2 separate regions of the Homo sapiens genome follow, and region 2 is linked to region 1. Evidence: chromatin contacts called from ENCODE Hi-C or POLR2A ChIA-PET data. All regions are on one chromosome and are shown on one strand. Each heading gives the region's core, a stretch centred on a gene start or an enhancer-like site at or near the end of the contact. The rest is flanking DNA. Distances are from core to core; before and after follow the strand shown. Region 1 holds the start of LOC107984635 (a long non-coding RNA gene). Region 2 holds the start of TTC8 (tetratricopeptide repeat domain 8).

Region 1 (6,960 bases), core at 2,082-4,581:
GCCAAACCTGAAGTCTCTTTTCATTGGCTAGTCAAGTTCACCAACCCTTTCTGTTTTGAAATCCTCACTCCTTCCCAAAATAGTGTATCTTGTGCCTTTAATATTGAGGTTGAGGTGCAGGCAAAAGGTGTCCAGAAATTGTGAGACGTGACTGCATGTGAGTACTCAATCTTAAAAGGGTCGGGGCTGGAAAGGAAGCAAGCAGGTGAATTGCTAGCTCTTTCTGTGGGTATGTTCAACAGCACCTCACTTCTCTGCACTCAAAGACGTGATTCTGACTGGTTTCAAAGATTTGGCCCCCAAACAACCAGGCGTCCTTTTTAAGTTGGCATTGCTTCCAGAGAGGAATCCTGAACATGTTTCCTCTATGCCTCACACAGCGCCAGGCCAGCTGTCTAACAATATGGGTCCCGGAGGGGGTGCTGCCCACGTTGGTGACGGCAGCCATGAGTGCCTGTTGCTCGCAGCAGACGTCAGAGAGACCTCAGCGCAGGGGTCCAAGCACCTGGCCAAGGCACCCTGCGCAGGCCTCCACGCCCCACGAGTGCCTGCAGAGGCTACCTGAGGACCAAGGTGGGCATGCCACGGTGTCCTGGACTTCTGGATGGAGGCCAGTCCCAGGGAGTGAATGGCAGAGCTCTCCGGAGGCTGCCCAGGCCAGGTTCAATGGGAGGGATGAACTTCATGACATCCGTTCCAAAGAAATCCCACCTGCTACTGGCATGCCTAGGCTTGTCTTCCCCACATACCAGCCTCCCAGGCATGTCTCCAAGGGCTCAGTGAGGAGGCAGCTGCAACAGTTCGCTTTCTCTTAATGATTTGGAGTTGGGAGGCACAGAGATGGGGAAGAGGTAATGACCATTCCCAGTGATCCTGGACCTCCGTGTTGGCTGCGACCTTGAAAAGTCATGCTGTCAACCCCTTTGTAGAAAAAATGCAGTTTTCTTTGTCCGTGGAAATCTGGCCTCGCAGATTTATTTGCTGTAGCAAGTTTCTTTACCCTCATCACACTGATACTCAGAATTGAAACAGTTCAAACCTACCCTGAAACATCCTTCTCCCTCCAAATTCCAGTGACATCCTCGGTCTAAAACGCCTGGCACCATGTGGGAGCCTGGCTCCGCTGCCTCTCAACGCACTGGCTTGCTTTTTGCTTTTGAGTAGCTTGAATATCAAACCAAGCACAAAGGGAATCATACCCAGGAGTTGCTGGAAAAAGCTCATTTCATCCACCTCATTCCCCCATTCTCTCTGGCAGACACAACTGATTTTTTTTTTTTTGAAGCCTGAAAAACTTCTCATTTAAACTTGGGGTGCAAAAGGCATGTGAAGTGGGAGAGTTGCTGCCTGGACCAGCGAAGGGTTAGCCAGGGAAGGATTCAACGAAATACAAAAGCCAACACAGACCTGAAGGGGAACAGGCGGCCCCAGCAACAACTGCCAAACTGTCATTTTGCTCCGCGGCTGAACAGAAGGCTCGAGTAATGACAACCACAAAACTCATTTAAAGTCTGAAAAGGTGACTAATGAGCTCATTCATGCTGGCTATAAATTATTCACTACAACACTGATCCCACTCAAGACAAACAGTAAAGTAAACTTTAAACACAGACATCGCTGGCCTTCCAAAGTGGAACAAGTTATGCCTGTAAAAGTTTTCACAATGAGAGAGATACTTGTCTCCCCCTTGTCTATTGTCACATTCGTTCTTCTGTTTACTTTTTTTTACTGCCTTTAATCAAGTTTAAGCAGACACAGCTGTTACACATTTATTTCTCTGAGTTTTTTTCCATTAGTTATTACAAGCAATCATGATGCTCTAAAAATAGCAGCAAATTATATTCTCTAGAAATTGAAGGCTGACCTTAAAATGAAGCCCAGGTCTTCAGAAAGAATATTCATATGCACATGTTGGATAAATGACAACAATGCACAAAGGCAAAATAAAAGTACAAAGCTTTTTCCACTCTTTGAGAGGTTTTTGATTTGCTTCCAAATTTCCTTTGGTTCTGGTGGAAACAGGTTGCTTCAAAACCTTACCATACAGAACCTGCTTCCAGTGGTCATGATTCCAGTTTGAAGGATTTTCCTTCAAACTTACAATCTTAAGGCAATCAAAGAAGAAATGTTTCATTTAGGCTTTTTCAGCACAGATAAACACAGCAGCAGGTTGCTGAAAACCCACCACATTGCTGCAGACTACTTTCGGTTTCCTGTTTAATATTAAATAAAGAATTTTAGCTCTTCTGTTTTTATAAACTGTGCTATTTGCTACTACTGTCACTACTAAAAGCATTATGACTGGGTGGATAAGTAGTCCTATGATTTTCAAGCCTTCTTTTTTCTTTAATCTTAGTATCTATTTTGAAGACATCGCGAGAGTTAAGAGTCTCAAATCTGTTTAATTGATTTTTTTATTTTTAAAAGGCCCAAATAAGTACTTCCGTTAGCTCTTAGATCTCTGAACATTATGTATTTTTAAACCACTTTGAATACTTTGAAAAGGGCCACAGAAAACACTCATATTCAAATACCACCAGACGGAGGTTCTGCCTAACCAAAAGTAAAAGCAGAAAAGTTTAAAGCTGAATTGTGCCCTGCACACACCTTGAGATTGTAGGGGTGAAATGAATGGTCTTGGGCCGGGGATCTTGCTAAAGGCATGATAAATCATGCGTTGCAGGCAAATTAAGACCCAGGCTCTAACTTGAACCTCAGACTGTGCCAAACTCCATCTCCATTTAAGGAAAATGGTTTTCTCAGTTTCTTGCACATGACCTAAAGGCTTGTCCAGTCATTTCCGTTGTCTGAAATGCAAAGCAATCTTTCTTTTTTAAGTAGAGAAAGAAGAGTCCTGAAATATTTATAGGAAAGTGCTTCACTACCTACTGACAGCAATGTGGTTGGTCTCTACGTGTTTAGCACATTTTTTTTTGTTTGCTTGTTTCTTTGAGACAGAGTCTCTCTCTCTCTCCCAGGCTGGATGGAGTGCAGTGTTGTGATTTCAGCTCACTGCAACTTCTTCAGCTTCACTTGAACCGGGTTCAAGTGATTCTCCTGCCTTAGCCTCCCAAGTAACTGGGATGACAGGCGCCCACCACCACACCCGGCTAATTTTTGTATTTTTGGTAGAGACAGGGTTTCACCATGTTGGCCAGGCCGGTCTTGAACTCCTGACCTCAGGTGATCCACCCGCCTCGGCCTCCCAAAGTGCTGGGATTACAGGCATGGGCCACTGCGCCTGGCCAGCATGTTTTTTATCCATGTTTCTGTAGCTAGTCAAAAGCCATTCTTTTGACCCTCTGTGCAAGAGTTCTTGCAGCTGTTTGTTTTTGTTTTTTTATTTTGTTTCGATATGTTTTATTTTTTTAGAGCAGTTTAAGGTTCACAGCAAACTTGAGTGGGAGGTACAGAGATTTCTCATTATCCACTGCCCCAACACAAGCATAGTGCTGTGGTTGTTGTTTTGAGAAAGAATTTCACTCCTGTTGCCCAGGCTGGAGTGCAATGGCACAATCTTGGCTCACTGCAACCTCCACCTCCTGGGTTCAAGCAATTCTCCTGCCTCAGCCTCCCGAGTAGCTTGGATTACAGGCGCCCGCCACCACGTCCAGCTAATTTTTGTATTTTTAGTACAGACGGGGTTTCACCATGTTGGTCAGGCTGGTCTCAAACTCCTGACCTCAGGTGATCCGCCTGCCTCGGCCTCCCAAAGTGCTGGGATTACAGGCGTGAGCCACCACGCCCGGCTGTGTTGTTGCTTTTTTATAATCAAACAATATGTGATGTAAAAACCCAATTCCAACCAAAGAAATAGGAAAATCATAAAGAACATCGCATTGCAGTCTCTGCTGCTCCACAACTCGCCACTAACTGGATCCCTGTCACCTCTCTGTGGAAGGGTATAAAGGAAATATTGGTTTGAAACTAAGCCAAATGTCCCATCTTTTCCTAGCAATGTGTCTTGCAGGCAGACTCCACCTCTCCATTTATGGGTGGGAGACCTGGAATGTCCAGTGACGGCCCTAACACCACCCTGCTCCTAATTTTCCTAGGAAGGACCAAAGGTGATGTCAATTTTGCCTTGAGGACATTCAAGGCGCTTGAACAACAGGAGTCAAAACAATGAACACCAAGTACCCAATGACTGCGATCCAAAGGATTATAAAACATGCATAACAACAAAAGCTTCCTGCAGGCCAGGCACCGTGCCAAGAGCTTTACCTGCATTATTTATTCCATCTTTCCACCACCCTTACAGGATAGGTGCTGTCATCCTCATTTACAGATGAGGACACCAAGGCTTCAAGAAGCTCACTCATTTGCCAGAAGTGAAATGCAAACTTAAAGATCCCCATGTCCCTCTGGCCTGCACAGCCCCACCGCCTTGACCACTGCTCTCACCTGTCTATTGCTATTCTCCAAGATCTCATTTCCAAGATCACAGAATGTAACTTTCTGCTGGTCATCTCTACCTCTTAGGCTTCTTCTTCACAGTTTTGGGGTTTTTGGGAGGGAGTTTTTGTTTTGTTTTGTGGCATTGGTTTGGTTTGAGTTTTGCATAGCATTCTTCATTTTCTTTTTCTTTATTTAGAGATGGGGCAGAGGGGTCTCACTATATTGCCCAGGTCGGTCTCAAACTCCTGGGCTCAAGCGATTCTCCTGCCTTGACCTCCCAAACTCCTGGGATTACAGGCGTGAGCCAACGAGCACCTGGCCTGCATAGCATTTTTCAAGGGCTACTAATCATAGTCACCCTTTCTACCCTCACCATTACCTACAAATGCTCACATAGAAACAGACACATTTGGCTGGGCACAGTGGCTCACACCTGTAATCCTTTGGGAGGCCGAGGCGGGGTGAGTCACCTGAGGTCAGGAGTTTGAGACCAGCCTGGCCAACATGGCGAAACCCTGTCTCTACTAAAAATACAAAAATTGCTGGGCACGGTGGCTCACACCTGTAATCCCAGCACTTTGGGAGGCCAAGGTGGGCAGATCACAACGTCAGGAGTTCAAGACCAACCTGGCCAATCTGGTGAAACCCCATCTCTACTAAAAATACAAAAATTAGTTGGGCGTGGTGGTGCGGGCTTGTAGTCCCAGCTACTCGGTAGACTGAGGCAGAAGAATCGCTTGAACTCAGGAGGCTGAGGTTGCAGTTAGCCGAGATCGTGCCACTGCACTCCAGCCTGGGCGACTAAGCGAGACTCCATCTCAAACAAACAAACAAACAAATAAATACATAATACAAAAATTAGGCTGGGTGCGGTGGCTCACGCCTATAATCCGAGCACTTCAGGAGGTTAAGGCAGGCAGATCACGAGGTCAGGAGTTCGTGACCAGCCTGGCCAACACGATGAAACTCTGTCTCTACTAAAAATACAAAAAATTAGCCAGGCGTGGTGGCAGGCGCCTGTAATCCCAGCTATTCAGGAGGCTGAGGCAGTAGAATCGCTTGAATCCAGGAGGCAAGGTGGCGGAGGTTGCAGTGAGCTGAGATCACGCCACTTCACTCCAGCCTGGGTGAAAGAGCGAAACTCTGTCTCCAAAAAAAAAAAAAGAAAAGAAACAGACATATTCATTAAATGGACAAACGTCTAAAAATACTGAAATATCCAGGGCAATGGTCACACACCAGTACTGTGCTTTTATCAGAATTTTTTTTTTTTTTTTTTTGAGATGGAGTTTCACTCTTGTCGCCCAGGCTGGAGTGCAATGGCCCCATCTTGGCTCACTGCAACCTCGCCTCCCAGATTCAAGCAATTCTCCTGTCTCAGCCTCCAGAGTAGCTGGTATTACAGGTGCCTGCCACTACGCCCGGCTAATTTTAGGTATTTTTAGTAGAGACGAGGTTTCACCAGGAGTCAACCTGGTCTTGAACTCCTGACCTCAGATGATAGCCCCACCTCACTGTCCCAAAGTGCTGGGATTACAGACGTGAGTCACTGCGCAAGCCTTTTTTTTTTTTTTTTTTTAAGATGGAGTTTTGCTCTTGTTACCCAGGCTGCAGTGCAATGGTGTGATCTCACTCAGCTCACTGCAACCTCCACCTCCCGGATTCAAGTGATTCTCCTGCCTCAGCCTCCAGAGTAGCTGGGATTACAGGTGCCTGCCACCACACCCGGCTAATTTTTTTGTATTTTTAGTAAAGACAGTGTTTCACTGTGCTGGTCAAGCTGGTCTTGAACTTGTGACCTCAGGTGATCCACCTGCCTCGGACTCTCAAAGTGCTGGGATTACAGATGTGAGCCACCGTGCCTGGCCTTATCAGAATCTTAAAACACAAAGGTTTTTTAAGAAGCTCATGATCACTCCAGAGCACAGGCCTGGAACTCCAAGTCCATCTCCATCTCCCATCTGAACCCTTGGGAAGAACAAGCAGCTGTAGAGGTACCCATTTTCAACTCACAGAATAATCTCCTTTTTCTCCAATCCTCACCCTATTGCCTGCTCCCAAACCACCAAATAAACCTTCTTTGAATGTCCTACTACCACAAGGACAAAAATCTGATGGATTCTCTTGAAGGTAATGCTTCCAAAGCACAGACATTTGACAAGAAACCATTTTCAAACTATGTATCTTGTTCTTTGCACTCCGGTAGTTATTGTCTGCCAGTTTAGAAACACCACTGACCCTCACACCAGAACTACTTTCCAAAAGCTGTATTACAGAGAATTATTATAGTTACAGGTACAGATCAACCTTAGTCAATTCTGTATAAACGTTCAACAATTAGCCAAGCACAATTTGAATACACTGTACTGCTAATCAGATTAACTTTCCCCCATATATCCTAGACAAGAGGGTAAAACTCTCTTACTAAGGCAGCCTGGGGCCAGACACAGTGGCTTATGACTACAATCCCAATACTTTGGGAGGCTGCGGAGGGGAGGATTGCTTGAACCCAGGAGTTAGAAGCCAGCCTGGGCAACACTGCAAGACCTCATCTCTACAGAA
Region 2 (6,960 bases), core at 1,911-4,410, 610 kb before region 1:
GTCAGGTTTCAAATACAAAACATCTGGCCCCAGAGCCCAATTTTTTTTTTTTTTTTTTTTTAGTGACAGGGTCTTGCTCTGCTGCCAGGCTGGAGTGCAATGGCATGCTCATGGCTCACTGCAGCCTTGACTTCCTGGGCTCAAGGCTCAAGTGGTCCTCCTTGCCTTTGGCCTCCCAAAGTGCTGAGATTATAGGCCTGAGCCACCATGCCCGGCCTCAGACCCCACTTCTTAATCATCATCCTAAACTGATTCCTAATTTGCCTGAGAAAACACGGCTGCTAAATCTAACCTTAAGTCCAGTGCTCTTCGTGCTAATTACTCTTTGTGTATAAGTACTCTCCGGCCAGGAGATCTGTCTTGTTGATCTCTGCATTCTTACCACCAAGCACAGAGCCCGGGCAAATACTTGTTGACCAAGAAAATATCTCATTTTATGCCTTTTGTTTTTCTTTTGGGTTAAATGTGCAGAATAATTCCAATTTAACATTTAAGAAAATTTAAACTTTGGCATTTAAAGTTAAATTACCTTAGGTATTTGATTTAAGACTGATTAACCTAAAGAAATATCTAGTTGCTACAGAGTAAAAGATAAGGATCTATGAACTGAGATCTAGCATCGATTGTGAAACTAACCCTTTTAAAGGGCTTGTTTCTCTGTGCTTCACTTTCTCTAGGAGGAAAATGGTCCTAGTAACTCTTATCTATTCCCTTCACCAGGAATTGTTACATTGTCTATTCTTCCTATTACTAGCATATCTTTAAAAAAATGGTTTCTGCTTTATCAGTTAGATATTATTAAAAAATGTAAGTCTGTCTATAAATTCATAAAATCAATGAACCATAAACATATTTACATGATATTAAAAATAACATATTTTTATATCCTTTTAAAGACACATTTTATGCTACATTTGGACATGTTTAACATCCTGTAATTTACTAAATATCCTACAATTTTCCTCATTCATTTGACTTTTGTGAGAGGAAAAAAACAGCCTTCTGAAAGAAGTTAACACACATTATATGCTACTAAAATATTTTAATGCCTCATTTGTTCCACATTTATTTATATGTTTATTGGCATGTTTATTTCCCCACTTATGTAAATAGTGTTTCTCTGTAGGAAGTTGGCAATAATCTCAATAGATACATGACTAGAACTCAATGTAGTGGGTGATTAATCCTGGCTACCCATCAGAATCACCTGAGACACTTAAAAAAACAAAACCGATGCCCCAGTCCTACCTCAAACAATTTAAGTCAATATTTCTAGGGCTGGAATTGGGACATCTCTATTTTTAAGAACTTCTCAGATATTCTACAAAATACTTGACCAGCACTTTTCAACACTGTCAAGGTCATCATAAACAAGGAATGTCTAAAAAACTGCCACAGTGTCAGAGGAGGTGAAGGAGACATGATAACCGAATGTTATGTGGTACCCTAAGTGAGATCCTGGAATAGAGAAATAACATTAAGGGAAAACTACTGAAATCCAAATAAACTGTGGAGTTTATTTAATAGTAATGTACCATTGTTGATTCCTTAGTTGTAACAAATGTATCATCTTACACTAAAACAAATGTCAACATCTCACACAATAGAGAAACTGGGTATATGGGAACTGTCTACTATTTTTGTGACTTTTCTGTAAATCGAAAACTATTCTTTAAAAAAGTTTATTTAGAACATCTGACTATATGCTAGAGAGTAAAAGATAAGGATCTATGAACTGAGATCTAGCATCATTTGTGAAACTGACCCTTTTAAAGGGTTTCTCTGTGCTTCACTTTCTCTAGTAGGGTTGAAAATCACTTACATAGTAATCTGCTTACAGTGTACCAGAAAACAAAAAGACGCTGTGAAATATTGAGCCCAATTGTCAATTGTCGGCATGTGCGTTCTTAAAAATTTGACACTCAGAAACCATGGGCTGCTTCATTAGGACCTTTAGGGAGATTACATTTCTACCGGCAGTTCCAGGAGAACACAAATAGACTAATGACAATACACTTAACTGTAACAATGACAATCCTGATAATTACTGACTTCCAAAATACAACAATTCAAGAAAGACTGCTTAGTAGAGAATAAAAGGTAACAATAAATTTCTTAGTTTAGAAGCATAAGTTTCATTTTAATACCTATGAAAAATATAAATATGTGGATTAAATAGAATGTCTAATGTTTTCTCAGACCCCAGTGGTTTGAGAAAAGCCTACCTGGATTTAGCCGGTCACACCTCTCTTTTCATAACCATTGCAATTTTAAGCATATTTGTCATCTGTGCAAATTTCTAGAGAAAAGTCAGAATTGTGTTTGAAGAAATCACTCTGCACAAGTAAACCCTTGCCAAACAGCAAGTGCCAGGAGACGATGTTTCACAAAGCTTTTAAAAATTATTATTATTATTATTATTATTATTATTTTGCACACATTATCTAGTTTGGTAAAACTGTCACCAATTTACAATCCGGAATCACCATGTGAGTCGAATTAACAAATGTATTAGCAACTTGTAGTCAACCAGATTGCAGTTCCAGCTCCCTAACTCAATGCAATTTTAATAATTTCTCTTCTCTGAGTCTATCTCAGTTTCTCATCTGTAAAATGAGTAAAAGCAAACCACTTGCAGTTCAGATGTTGAGATTCGGTGGGAAGGACCTCGAGAAACAGCGGACAATTTCAGGATTTAGGACTTTAGGTCTTGATGGGTGGATGGTACTGTGGAAGCTGTTTACTTGTTTGTATTTCTAGAATCGGAAGGTAAAGCGAAAGGGATGGAAACGAGCGAATGGAAGAAGTAGGACAGACACCAGACAGAGATCAACTCCAGGGACTCTTCCGGACCTGCAGGGCAGGCAGAGCATTCGGTTGCTAGGCAGCTGCGCCTCCTGGGAGGGTGGGGGACCCCAGGGGCAGGTGTCTAACTCACTACCTTTTTGTTTAGCCGCGGTGCCTTCTTTTCAAAATCAATGAAACCTGTAGCCTTTAAAAGTAGACATCTTTTTCCAACCAAGTTTAGGCAAGCCCTGTAGCCGAGTTCTGCTTGCGGTTGTTTTTCTTTTTCCTGTTCTCAGGCGCGCTGCGGGCACCTCTCGGACAAGGCCCCAGCCGTCGCGGGTTGCCGGGCAGAGTCGGACGCCGCCAGCTCTTCACTCCACGCCCACCTCTCTCCTGGAGCGCTGGGCCTTCGCTGGCCGCACCGGCAGCCATGAGCTCGGAGATGGAGCCGCTGCTCCTGGCCTGGAGCTATTTTAGGCGCAGGAAGTTCCAGCTCTGCGCCGATCTATGCACGCAGATGCTGGAGAAGTCCCCTTATGACCAGGTACCGGCCAGCTCCCGTCAGCCTGTGCATCCTGACGCTGAGGCTGCGGGGTCTGGGGCATATCCCAGCCCCGGGTTGGGAGGCCGGGGAGGAAGGCCCGAGGCGGGGCTGACCGTTCGGCCCTCGGAGGCGCCCGGAGCGAGACCTTGTGGAGCTGTGACTAGCGGGTCCGCTGTCCGCCACGTCCACGGGGATAGCAAGTTCTGTGCCATGACCGCCCCCTCCTCACAATTTTCAGCCTCCCCTCCCCTATACGTGTCCCAGAATGAGAGCCCTGAACTTTACTTGACGAGGAACTTTGATAATTCGTTTATACTTGCATATTGATGGGCTTTAAGCTCTCAGCGTGTGCGTTGTTAATTTCTAAAAAATATGCATAAACAAAGATCTGTGACTCTCCACCTCCTGTTAACATAGCTGCCTTCTTCCTTTTGGATCGAACATGTGATCCTCCCACCTCATCTTTAGACTGTTGTCCAAGAGTGAAGGAGGCCATGAGTTTAGCTTGAGGCAAATATGCAAATTAGAAGAATGAGAATCTAGGAGGGAGAAAGATACATTCATTATTTAAAAAATTACCTAGGCAAGGGAAGCTCTAATTGTAGGAGGGAGAAATGGGAAAGAAAGGCTCCTTACAAGAAGGAATGATGGCATTGATGAAAAGAGAACTTAAACTAGAGTAATGTGTATAGCGAGTGGAAAAGGTAGTATACAATGTACGTGAGCGGTACAATTCTGGTGGGCAGGTGGCTCCTGGAATAGGCAAAAAAGGAGAAAATGGGAGAACAGAAGTAGCGCTGCGGCAGTTTGTCAGTGCTTTTAGTAAGTGCGGAATATACCTACGTAGTTCTAGTTCCCTAGCTTTTCCTCTAGTGGTGTTGCCTTGGAGATGTTAGAAAAAATGGAAAATTGAAGGGAGTTACAAAAGCGGAGGCCTGAGTGTGAATGCTGTTACTAGGCTCTGCCTTAGCTCCCAGCAAATGGATGATGGATGATAACCTGCTGAGATGAACATTTTGTCTTTCAGATAGTACATCTCTCTTAGAACAGCCTACGTTAGTGGTAATACAAAGCTAGGTTCTGTTGTTAGTTCACATTAATTAATAGGACTATATTTCTGTAGACAAGCATTTTTCCAAGGTTTTTTTAAATTTTTTTTATTTTTTTTTATTTTTTTTTGAGACGGAGTCTCGCTCTGTCGCCCAGGCTGGAGTGCAGTGGCACGGCGCGATCTCGGCTGTCTGCAACCTCCGCCTCCCAGGTTCAAGCGATTCTCCTGCCTCAGACTACCGAGTAGCTGGGACTACAGTTACGTGCCACCAAGCCTGGCTAATTTTTTTGTATTTTTAGTAGAGACGGGATTTCACCGTGTTAGCCAGGGTGGTCTCGAACTCCTGACCTCGTGATCCGTCTGCCTCGGCCTCCCAAAGTGTTGGGATTACAGGCATGAGCCACCGCGCCCAGCCCCCAAATGTGTTTTTGGCATAGTAATCTTATAGATATTGCTTAAAAAAATACACAATCAAATATGTTTGGGACTTGTGACAAAATATTGACCCTTTACGTTGGTACAACAGAAGCTTGTTAAGAACCTTTGATGTGGCCGGGCACGGTGGCTTATGCCTGTAAACCCAGCGCTTTGGGAGGCCGAGGCGGGCGGATCACGAGGTCAGGAGATTGAGACCATCCTGGCTAACACGGTGAAACCCCCTCTCTACTAAAAATAGAAAAAATTAGCCGGGCGTGTTGGCGGGCGCCTGTAGTCCCAGTTACTCGGGAGGCCGAGGTAGGAGAATGGCGTGAACCCGGAAGGCGGAGCTTGCAGTGAGCGGAGATCGCACCACTGCACTCCACACTCCACAGCCTGGGCGACAGAGAGACTCTGTCTCAAAAAAAGAACCTTTGATGTGCCAGACATTGTTCTAGGCACAATGGTTTGCAGGAACTTTATGTGCCATTTTAATTTTTCCATTGAGTTACGGTAGTTTTCATTCTGTGTTCCACGAAACAGTAGTCCCAAGAGCTGTTCAGTGAGAACAAGTTCCCTCATTAAGTACATTTGGGAAATGTATGTTCCTTCTTGGAGATTCAGGATGCACCCTAAAGGCTCTGAGTAGTTTTGAAGAAAAGGAAACTAATTTTGCCTATTTTTGATTAATCCAAATAATTAAATAGTTCTGAAACTTATTTGACCACCGGATTCCTTTTTTTTTTTGACCCAGGGAAAGGGTCAGATATCTTCACTGTTATCCTGGGAAGATGTTGGTACATCGGGAAATGTAGGCAAAGCAGCAATATTTTTATTAATAGTTAAGACCCTCTAATCTTGAGTTCATAGTGACATTCAGTATTGCACCTATAAATTGAGATATCAGGACTTGATATATATTCATCTCAATGACCTTTCATTGAGTGCTTACTACAGATTGTGTATCCCTTATCCGAAAAGCTTGTGACCAGACCTGAATAGAAGTTTCAAAAAAAGTTATTGTTTTATTTTTATGAGCAAGGGTTGATATGTTCAGCTCCAATATATATAGAGTAGGTCTAAGAGAATCAGTACCAGATCTGGAGGAAATTTGATATTCTTTTCCTTTCTAATAATTTTTATTTGTTTTATTTGTTTGTTTTGTTTTGTTGAGGTAGTTTATTATGGTTGAACTGTATGTATTGCCAGAATAATGAGTAGCATTTTACCAGGAATAGACGTTTAACTTGATGTCATCTTACCAGAGTTAGGTTTTGTTACTAGGTAGGGCTATTGAAAAGTTTACAGGGCTTACTCATGTTAGTCATTCTTTGACCTAACTTTGAACACTGTGCTGTTATTACTCTATGTTTTTCGTAACACCAGTTTCTGTATTTTGCACCCAGTTGTTATTTCATGTTGGAAATATTTCCCAGAATGATTTTTCCCAAGCTTGAAGAAATCCTGCCTTTTTCTTCATTAAAAAAATTAATATTTATGTTAGAGTGTTGATGCAATTAAAGAAGAGCTTTAGGAAGGAAGCTTAAGGAAGTTCCTTTGATTACAAGCTTGAAAATTATCTTTCCTTAGAACATGACTCCACAATAGCAGGTTTGTGTGGTATCCCAAGCACCTGATGCAGAGTCAGGCACACAGGGGCTTTTGATATGTATTTGCTGAATGAGTGCGTCGATCATGTTCATGTGTGTGTTTTGATGGAGTTGTTCATATTTGTCAGCTTCCTCTCTATGAAGGTCGTCGTAGTTGCTTGATGATCTTTGTCTTCCCCTGCCCCATCCTTAATTCTCAGCACCATATGTTCTTAAATGTACACTTACTTTTTCAAATAAATATAATTTCATTATGGGCATTCTTAATTCTTGTTTTGAGGGTCAGTTTTTAAAAATCAATTTTTAAAATGCTTCCTAGGTTCCTCCAGGAGAGTGTTTCTAATAGTAATGATCATCATTGCTATCTCTTACAGTGCTTTCTTTGTTTCGGTGGAGGAAGTTAAATGATGGAGAGATTCACAATCTATGAAAAGCTAACAGAAATGTGACCAGAGCGTGAGCAGATGGTCCTCTGCTCCGCAGTTAGCTGGTTCACCTTCATGCCCCTTTAGCCTCATGGGCATTTACTGAGGTTTTGACATTTGAGAGTA

What was found. A loop is a pair of places that touch in the nucleus more often than their neighbours do. ChIA-PET counts read pairs that join two places held with the same protein, here RNA polymerase II (POLR2A). Pooled maps may share reads with other maps.
Region 2: a loop to region 1 is called in a pooled map, with 7 times the contacts of the local background. The contact joins the promoter of TTC8 here to the enhancer-like site in region 1. A Hi-C loop is called at or near these places in 1 of 37 single-sample maps with no recorded cell type and 5 of 50 pooled maps. POLR2A ChIA-PET finds 5 or more read pairs at or near these places in 1 of 52 experiments (activated B cell).

What each region holds. Positions count from the first base shown.
Region 1 is chr14:89,428,264-89,435,223 of GRCh38, forward strand. It overlaps LOC107984635 (a long non-coding RNA gene), which reads left to right and starts at 91. Exons shown (of 2, transcript XR_001751025.2): 1 at 91-157; 2 at 1,075-2,809. It also overlaps a transcript of FOXN3 not described here. RefSeq lists enhancers at 241-1,440, 3,850-4,403. Within about 2 kb of position 3,332, at least 2 of the 41 ENCODE cell types and tissues checked have a DNase peak (open chromatin) inside an H3K27ac peak, as active enhancers do.
Region 2 is chr14:88,821,491-88,828,450 of GRCh38, forward strand. It overlaps TTC8 (tetratricopeptide repeat domain 8), which reads left to right and starts at 3,161. Exons shown (of 15, transcript NM_144596.4): 1 at 3,161-3,331. The coding sequence starts at 3,218. RefSeq lists an enhancer at 2,813-3,172.